Linked DNA regions of Homo sapiens: region 2 is linked to region 1. A link is a loop called in an ENCODE intact Hi-C map of the cell type or tissue named here. Cell type or tissue: heart right ventricle. All regions are shown on one strand. Links, peaks and the distances in the headings refer to the core of each region. The heading gives the core; the rest is flanking DNA. Region 1 has its middle 55 kb from the start of LINC00941. Region 2 overlaps DDX11-AS1 (DDX11 antisense RNA 1).

Region 1 (4,393 bases), core at 140-4,139:
AGAAGCAAGGATGAAAGTTTTACTATCATTACGTTTAATAGGACTTTTTCTGAAGGTTGGTAATATAATGTGCTCTAAGCTATAAAGAGAAGATTATAAAGGAAGATTTTATGTAAGAAAAGATTTTCATTGGTAAATACTTGTCCTAAAAGGAAATGACTGGTTGTTTAAAGGATGAATGCTTAGGGCAAGTCAGAAAGTTTAAGTATGTTGTAAGAGGGTCTGTGAAAGTCATGAAATTATTAAAGGAAAGGAATTGTCAAGATTAACATTAAAGTTATTTTAGCCACCCACTAATGTATTTCTCCCAAGCATATTGCAAGTTAGGAAAATGGCCTAAGCTTAAAGTTATTCTCTAATGGCAAGTCAAAGGGGAAATGTATGGTTTTCTCAAGGAAAATGTTTCTTTTATATTAATGTTTCTGGTAATGTACAGCGAGATACTGGTATTGCAATCCATGGTGTAACTAATAGGTATGAAACTCAGGGTCTATAGGACCCCCACTCACGGTGGTAATCTTAATACTCACATTCTAACCCTATATTTTAAATTTTCTTATAAAATTTATCTCTTTTCACCTGGAAGCAATCAAACTCCAAACGGTGCTGCGAGCAAAGCCACACGTGTTTGAAATGCTTGTAAAGAAATAGCACTTGAGCATCAGTTTATTTAGTAAGGCCATTTTTACTTCTTGCAGAAAGGGTACACTCGCCAGCAGTTTTGCCAGGAGAGTACACTGAACAAAGGAGACAGGGTCATTTATAACCTGACGCGTCCACCCTACTGCTGTGTCCAGTTTCCAATAGCTGGAATGGGACCTCACATTCTGTATTTGTCCCGATTGGCTAGCAACTTAGAACTTTTTAAAAGAGGCAAAGGTAGAGGAGAACAAAAGAAGGAGGAAGTAACTTGTGGAATGCTGGGAAAGGTAAAAACACTTTTAAATAAGGAAGAGGAACAGACTATGATCTAATGCTTGCTTGGACCAGTATAAGCATGCCAGGGCAAATATTTAGGCTAAATTGTGGGAGCTAAGAACATAAATTACATTGATTTCTTTATTATGGCTAGCAGATATTTAAGAATGTTAGCACAGGTCTTTGAATAAATTTTGCTTTTAAGAGAAGTTACTATTTATTTCTTATTAGACGGGGCGGAAAGTCTTTGAAGAGGAACCTCTACTTTACTTTTTACACATGGTCACGCCATTCTTCCAAGAACCCTTAGATAAACCTCAGGAGAAGGCACAACTGCTGTTCCCCACACAATACCCCTTTTCAGCAGGAAGTAGCCAGAAAGAATCGCCATCCAACACCCCCTGACAGCAGTTAGGTTTGCTTCTCTTGAGCGGGGGAATGATACAGGAGTTACTAAGAAATAATTTTTAGGCAGATAGAAAGGGTAAAAGGAATTCTCGGTAAGGCTTTTTCTTTTAATAAAAGCAACCCCAGACCTTTTCTTTTCTTTTTGAGACAGTCTCACTCTGTCGCCCAGGCTGGAGTGCAATGGTGCAATCTGGGCTCACTGTAACCTCTGCCTCCCTGGTTCAAGTGATTCTCCTGTCTCAGCCTCCCATGTAGCTAGGATTATAGGTGCCCGCCACCAAGCCTGGCTAATTTTTTTTTTTGTATTTTTAGTAGAGATGGGGTTTCACCATGTTAGCCAGGCTGATCTCAAACTCCTGACCTCAAGTGATCCGCCTACCTCAGCCTCCCAAAGTGCTAGGATTACAGGCATCAGCCACCGCACCTGGCCAAATCATTTCTTTTCTAACAGAAAGGCAAATTAAAGGGCCAGGCTGGCAAGCTTTGATATGCAAACGCAGGCCATTAGAAGCTGAGTCCACCCAATATGGTGATTCGTGCCTTCTTCTTGTCACCAGGTATGCCAAGTGTCATGGCCACCTCCAGGTAACTGCATGTGTTCAGGACATCAGAGCGGCCCACATTTGCACATTAAAAGGATAAGGTGGGAGGGCCGGGTTTTTCACGGGCTTCGTGAATGACACACCTGGTCAAACCAATCCCCTGGGCCCTCTGTGGGCGGCAAGCCACCCAGGTGACGAGGCAAGAGACTAAAAGCACAAGCTATTCCAGTATAATAAAGAAAATACTTAAAATAAGAATAGTTATATTAGGCATAGAATATAGATATGATTATATATGAATATTACTAATCATTAGTTTATAGCATTACTCTTTATTCTAATATTATAATAATCTTTGTTCTACAATTATAACCTAGGAAAAACCAGGACATACAGAGATAGGAGCTGAAGGGACATGGTGAGAAGTGACCAGAAGACTAGTGTGAGCCCTCTGTCACACCCGGACAGGGCCACTAGAGGGCTCCTTGGTCTAGTGGTAACGCTAGTGCCTGGGAAGGCACCCGTTACTTAGCAGATCGGGAAAGGGAGTCTCCCTTTCCCCGGTGGAGTTAGAGAAGACTCTGCTCCACCACCTCTTGTGGAAGGCCTGACATCAGTCAGGCCCGCCCGCAGCCATCCGGAGACCTAAACGTCTCGCTGTGATGCTGTGCTTCAGAGGTCACGCTCCTGTTTCACTTTCATGTTCTGCTCTGTACACCTGGCTCCGCCTTCTAGATAGCAATAGCAGAATTAGTGAAAGTATTAAAGTCTTTGATCTTTCTGAGAAGAGCATAGAAGAAATAATGACGTAAGCTGTCCTCTCTCCAGCTCGGCTACCTAAAAGGGAAAGGCCCCCTGTCCGGTGGACACGTGACTCACATGACCTTATTAATCACTGGAGATGACTCACACTCCTTACCCTGCCCCTTTGCCTTGTACACAATAAATAACAGCGCGACCAGGCATTCGGGGCCACTGCCAGTCTCCACATCTAGGTGGTAGTGGTCCCCCGGGCCCAGCTGTCTTTTCTTCTATCTCTTTGTCTTGTGTCTTTATTTCTACGACCTCTCATCTCCGCACACCAGGAGAAAAACCCACAGACCCAGTAGGGCTGGACCCTACAGCTCTATGCAAATCAGATACTGCCTCCTCCAGCCTCCCATATAACCGACCACTTTTCTGCCCTCCCTCTGTCTCTGTACAGGGGAGCTGTTCTCTTCTTTCTTTCTTCTTTCTTCTTTCTTGCCTATTAAATTATCCGCTCCTTAAACCACTCCGCATGTGTCCATGTCATTTTATCTAAATCAGCATGAGACCAAGGACCTGATGTTCCTCCAGTCATTGGAGCCATATCAGGGCCATTTACTTTGATAGAGAGACAAAGCTGGTTTAGTGATGGATAGGGGGCTTAGTCATTAAGGAACTCATTTTTGGACATGGTGAATTTGGGTATTAATAGCTTATAAAATGTAATGCTATCAGATCCATAACACTTTCCAGGAACTGTGGCTTTTTCACTGGGGTTTTAAGCTCCTCTGGGAAAACGAGGGGCAATGTTGGGCAGGAAGAACTCCCACCCTCCAGGAAGCCTGAGTGGACCATCCCTTCCCCAAAAGCAGGCTTCCTATCAAAGCTGCGTTGTCCTTTTCATCCTTTCTCCCTGCATGCCTCCATCCAAAAATAGAAGTGTGTTACCCTGCGGGTTCACTGAGCCTCCACATAACCACACATGTCAAAATCATGGAACACTGAGGAGGCCTTCTCAAAATATTTTGGAATTATCTACATTCAGTTTTAGTTTTTAAAACTTTAAAAAAATGCAATTGTACTTTAACTCACCTTACATCCTGATAGCATTATAAATTTGAGGATAATTTTAGAAAATGGAGATTATTTGTAATTCCCATGATATACTTTCTGGGAAATATAAGTAGTAAATTTGCATTTAATGATTAATTCCACTACTCCCTTAAAAACATAATATCTATGAGCAGTTCAGCAGTGAGGGACATTTAAAATAGAAAAAAAATCCTCCGTTAATATTTTTATGTTCCACAGTAGTAAAAAGGTGAAAGTTATTTGTTGGTCTCAATAAACGATGCTTGATCTTTTAAAAATCATTACTAAGTGTTTGATCTTAATATATTCCAAAAAGCTTCTCCTATAACTGTGCCTGGTTTCTGAAACAGATTCCAAGGAGACTATCACCACCAAAAGACTGCTCAACAACCACCCAATCTACGTTGTCACCCTTCTTTGATTGGATATTTCAATCAGTAAAAAGTATAGAGCACATTATTCATATATGTGTGTGTATATATGTATGTACATGTATACATACATATACATATACGTACACATACACATACATGTGTATGTATATGTATGCATACATATACATACATATACATATACAGACATATATACACATACATATATTCACACACACAGACATATACATATTTTTTTTGGATGGGGCAGGGGGCCTTTACTTGGGTGATAAGGTGGTCTGTGAAGGGCTTTAA
Region 2 (4,393 bases), core at 313-4,312, 200 kb after region 1:
AGGCCTAAAATGAACAAGTTTTGTTGAACAAAGATTCTTTCTCGTCTTTATCCTTTTCATGCTAAGGAATTTCCTGTCTCCATTTCTTTTGTTCCCACCCTACTCTACACCCTCATGATTCCCTAACGGGACCACTTTAACAGCCTCCCAACACCCTCTTCCTCTTCTCTATACGATTCTGCTCTTAGCAGCCAGATTCTCTTTAGAACATGCATGCTGGAACATGCCACTCCTTGCTTTAAACCCCTCAGCAGCTCCCTACTGCTCTTAGGGTCTCAGTCTGCTCCCATATTCTCACTCACCCGACTCAGAATGTCCTGACCTCTGAGGCCTCTCACCCTTAGCCTACACCACTTCCTGCCCCTCTGGGAACTGCAGTCACACTGGTACTTTCTATGACACAAAGAGACCCCCCACACACACCACGTGGAAGTCTTCTGCCCTTGCCCTGTGTGTTCGTAGGCTGGCTTTCAACTTCGGGTCTGAGCTGGAGCATCACCTTCTCAGAGAAACATCCCCTGATGGGCCTAAGGGCTCCTCCCCCGTCATTTGGTCTCAGAACTCCCCTCAGCTTCCTCCCTTTTACTTAATTTGCATTTAACTGCTGATTTGTCTTTCCCCCACCAGAATGCTAACTTCTCAAGGGTGGGAATCTGTTTTTCTTGTCCTCCCCTGGATCCCCAGCCCCTAGCAGTGCCTGGTAATAGTAAGTCCTCAATATATAGTTGCTGAATGAATTTATGATTACTTTTTATAACACTGAAAGATTGCAAAGAATCTAATTATTCAGAAATAGGGTATTCACCAAAAAAATTATGATAGAATTAGTCAGATGTGGTGGCTCACACCTATAGTCCCAATGACTCAGGAGGCTGAGGTAGGAGGATCACCTGAGCCCAGAAGGTTGAGGCTGCAGTGAGATATGATCACGCCATTATACTTTAGCCTGGGTGACTGGTTGAGGCCCTGTTTTTTTTTTTTTAAAAAAGTTATGGTAGAATCATGTGATTGCCTGTTATGCTGTATAGAGGAATATATTATGGAATGAAAAAAATTACTAGTCCTATTTTGTGAAAAAAAAATCTATCAACATTCGGTTGTTTTTTGTTGTTGTTTGTTTGTTTGTTTTTTTGGTTGCTGTTTTAAAAAAAGACTGCAAGGACAGCTACCAAATATTAGCAGTGTTATCTCTGGGGTGAGTGATTTTTCTTCTTTTCCTTAAAAAAAATTGTGTATTAAGTATTTCCTACAGTGAAACAAGTATTGCTTTTATAGTGGAAACATGATTCTAAGCAGAGCTGTGCAATGCTGACCTGGCATGGGGTGGGAAGAAGGGGGTTAGGGAGGCGGTGCTTAGGGTCCAGAGTCTGAGTTGGCCTCATTCTGGTTTCAGCTCTGGAAGGAGTGAAGAATGAGTCACTGGAGCCCATCCAGTCCCTCATGGATGACATACTGAGGGCTCAGGAAGATGCCCCCTTGCAACCTGCCTCAGCTTCCAGGCTGAGTCACCTAAGCAGCTTCTTTCAGAAAGCCTTTCACAGGCACACTCAGGAAGAAGTACATCTTCAATTGAACAAGAAATAATATGAATAAAAAATGTAAAGAATAAAAAATGCACTGCCACACTGGTGGGGCAGGAGGGTGAAAGTCGTGCCCCTCACAATAGGTAATGTCTATAAAAGGACAACCGAGGCCATCACCAAGTCCACCTACAGAAGGCGGGTCTGTCTCAACCCCAGCTGTCAGTCACTGTGAACCTTTAGAACTGGGGCTGAAGCTTCTTCCAGTTGCTTGCTCAGATGTCAGTGAGACCGCTCCACAACAGATAAGGGGAGCTGTGTGTCAGGAAAGTCCCAGCCACCAGGACAAGCTGCACTCCAGGCAGACGTTTCTGTTCTTGTGCAAAGAACAGCGCAATCCATTCAAGTTCACAGGGGCAGGTGGCACTTGAAAATCTCAGGGTCAACTTGCAGGGCAGAAGTTAGCAGGGAAGTCTTCCTGGGGGAGTGGGAGAGCCCAGCAGAGTTTAGGAGGAGGGAAGGGCGATATCGGGGCAATCCTCTGAGTCTCTCTTTCCTCTTCAGGAACTGTTCAGGAAGACCCTGCAGTCTCTCTGCTGGCTCATGGGAGCTCCCAGAACTGAAGCAACATACAGATCCAGGCCACTCTAAGCTCTGCCTGCATTTTCACAGGGCACATTCTTGTGTATATGTGTGTGTGTGTGTGTTTGGTGCATGTGTGTCTGTGTGTGTGTTCTCTTCTTAATAAAACCAGCAATCACTGGACTAGGTAGGGCCCACTCTAATCCACTGAGCTCCCCTTACCTTGGTAACATCTGCAAAGACCCTATTTTCAAACAAGGTCACATTCCGGGTTCTGAGTGGACATGAACTTTTTCAACCCAGTACATCTGGGAACAGGCAGTCAAGGGTAGAAGAGATCAACCTGAGGATGAGGTTTGGATGCAGAGTTTTGAGAGAAGGGTGATCAGAGCTAGGGTCTAAGCAACATTGGTCTGCTCCCTTGGAGGAGAATTTTCCCTTTTTCCTTCTGCCCTTTAGCCAGTGCTGCAGCCACCTCCTCTCTCATAGCTGGCATTTAAAAGCCAAATGGATGCCACAACCTTCTAAGGCATCTAGATATGCAACTAAAATATTAAAAAAATTCCAGCAAGGTCAAAATAATCTCAGGCCTAGATTTGCCACCAGTGCCCTCTTCTGGGCAGCTTTATTTTACAGTAGTGTCACGAAACACTTGTTTGTCAATATATGTATTTGTGCACTAAGTGTCACCAGAAAATACATTTATGTCTGTTGGTTACAGCCTAAAAAGTTTAAGAAACCATGTTTAGATGTTTTCCCAGTCAGGAAAGGCCAAACTAAAAAGGGCTGTGTGTGTGTGTGCGTGTGCGCGTGTGTGTGTGTGTGAAAAAGAGAGATGGGGGCCCCCATTCCACTAAGAAGATGACAGAGGCTGTGCAGGTTTTTTCTCTGTGATCTCCCCTCCTCCTACAAATCATGCCCAGAGGAGGGATCTTGAGGACCTGCCCCTGCCTCCCCAGACCCATCTCCACACCCAGGCCATCCTGGGCAGAGGACAGCAGAGCTCACATCTCTGTGGAGAGCAGACTGGGCTCACTGCAGGCCTCTGTGTCATTGTTCATCTTCACTTCATAAGTCTCATTCTGAGACCTCTCCTGACACACCATGGCTATCTGGCTCTCCTGGGAAAAGCACTTACAACATTCAAGATAGAGAAAATCATCAGCAGCTGCCAACCCTCCTCCTCTTCCCTCAGCAAGTAAGGCATCACGCATGCACATATGCACACGTGCACAAACACATGAACTTGTGTACACACACACAGGCACACACACACATGAACATGCATGCAATTTCTGTGGCCTCATTTTCTTGTGATGGCTGATGAAGCCATGACGCCATGGAAGTGTTAAGATTAGGGAGAGGGTTCCATGTGGGAGGATGTCTGGTGTGGATCCAAGGAGATCTGAGTCCTGACTCCAATTCACTTACCCTCTGGCCCAAGTCACTTAGCCCACCCCATGCCTCAGTTTCTCTTTCTATGAAATAGGAGTGACATATGCCCTGCCTGACTCAGAGGCCTGTTGTGAGTTACAAATAAAGCAACAGATAAGACGGCGCTTTGAGACTGGGAAAAGTCAGCTTTGACCTAAGGGTCCTGGGCTGTGCCATAAAGGGCAGGGTGGGCCTGTGAGGAGGCCTACCTGTGAGGGCCTGCCCTCCCACCCCTACCTGCAATAGCTGAGCCTTTGGGCATTAGTTTGGCACAGCTGAGATGTCTGTGGCATCCTATTTTGATGGTGCCCTTGATTCTGACACAAGCTCCCTGCAGTAAAGGCACAGAAAGGAAACCTCACCTAGGAGGGTTTGCTCTCCCAAGCAGAGGGCAGTGAGCCGGAGTCCCTACTGAGCCTGAATCCTTCCTGAACTCCAGACCTGCCTGTACCAGAACATGTCTTTCCCTATGGGGACACAGTCCTCTGCTCACTGGGTCCTGTCTTCTTCAGCTCTGAGCCATGAGCTCTTCCTTTTCCTGTTTGTGCTCAGCTCAGTGCCTCTCTCCATCTTTATCCTCAGACCCCAGAAGGCATTAAGGGAAGATCCCAGTCCATCTTCTTGGAGCTGAGAGCTGGATCAGTGCCCCTGGCTTTGAGGCAGGGTAGGGGCAGTTCTCTCTCAGGGAGGCCTGCAGATCGCCACCTGCCCCACGGTGGGAAGGAAAGATGACAGGTGGGAGCTCCAGGTGGATTGGGAGGGGAGGGAGATGGAGTGGGCTTTGGCAAGGCATGGGGGGATAAGCTTGAGATGCAGAGTGGCAGCAGGCAGGCAACAACATTTCTGGAGACCACCAG

Evidence for each region. Hi-C counts contacts between places; a loop is a spot of excess contacts. Peaks named below come from ENCODE experiments on the same cell type or tissue, not always from the same donor. Only the 100,000 strongest peaks of a DNase experiment are listed, where the experiment ranks them.
Region 2: it touches region 1 in a loop (9-fold over the local background); 13 of 110 quality-filtered maps call a loop at or near these places.

Annotation. Positions count from the first base shown.
Region 1 is chr12:30,848,927-30,853,319 of GRCh38, forward strand. No RefSeq gene overlaps it. Among named protein-coding and RNA genes, the nearest start is that of LINC00941, 55 kb to the left of the region's middle. RefSeq lists an enhancer at 2,406-2,755. In heart right ventricle, for the core only: CTCF peaks have their summits at 2,341 (motif pointing right) and 2,542; DNase peaks (open chromatin) are centred at 1,985, 2,355 and 2,825; H3K4me3 peaks cover 741 bases; H3K27ac peaks cover 398 bases.
Region 2 is chr12:31,051,443-31,055,835 of GRCh38, forward strand. All of the region lies in intron 2 of DDX11-AS1 (DDX11 antisense RNA 1), which reads right to left. Among named protein-coding and RNA genes, the nearest start is that of DDX11-AS1, 20 kb to the right of the region's middle. In heart right ventricle, for the core only: a CTCF peak has its summit at 2,708 (motif pointing left); no DNase peak of the experiment used is centred there.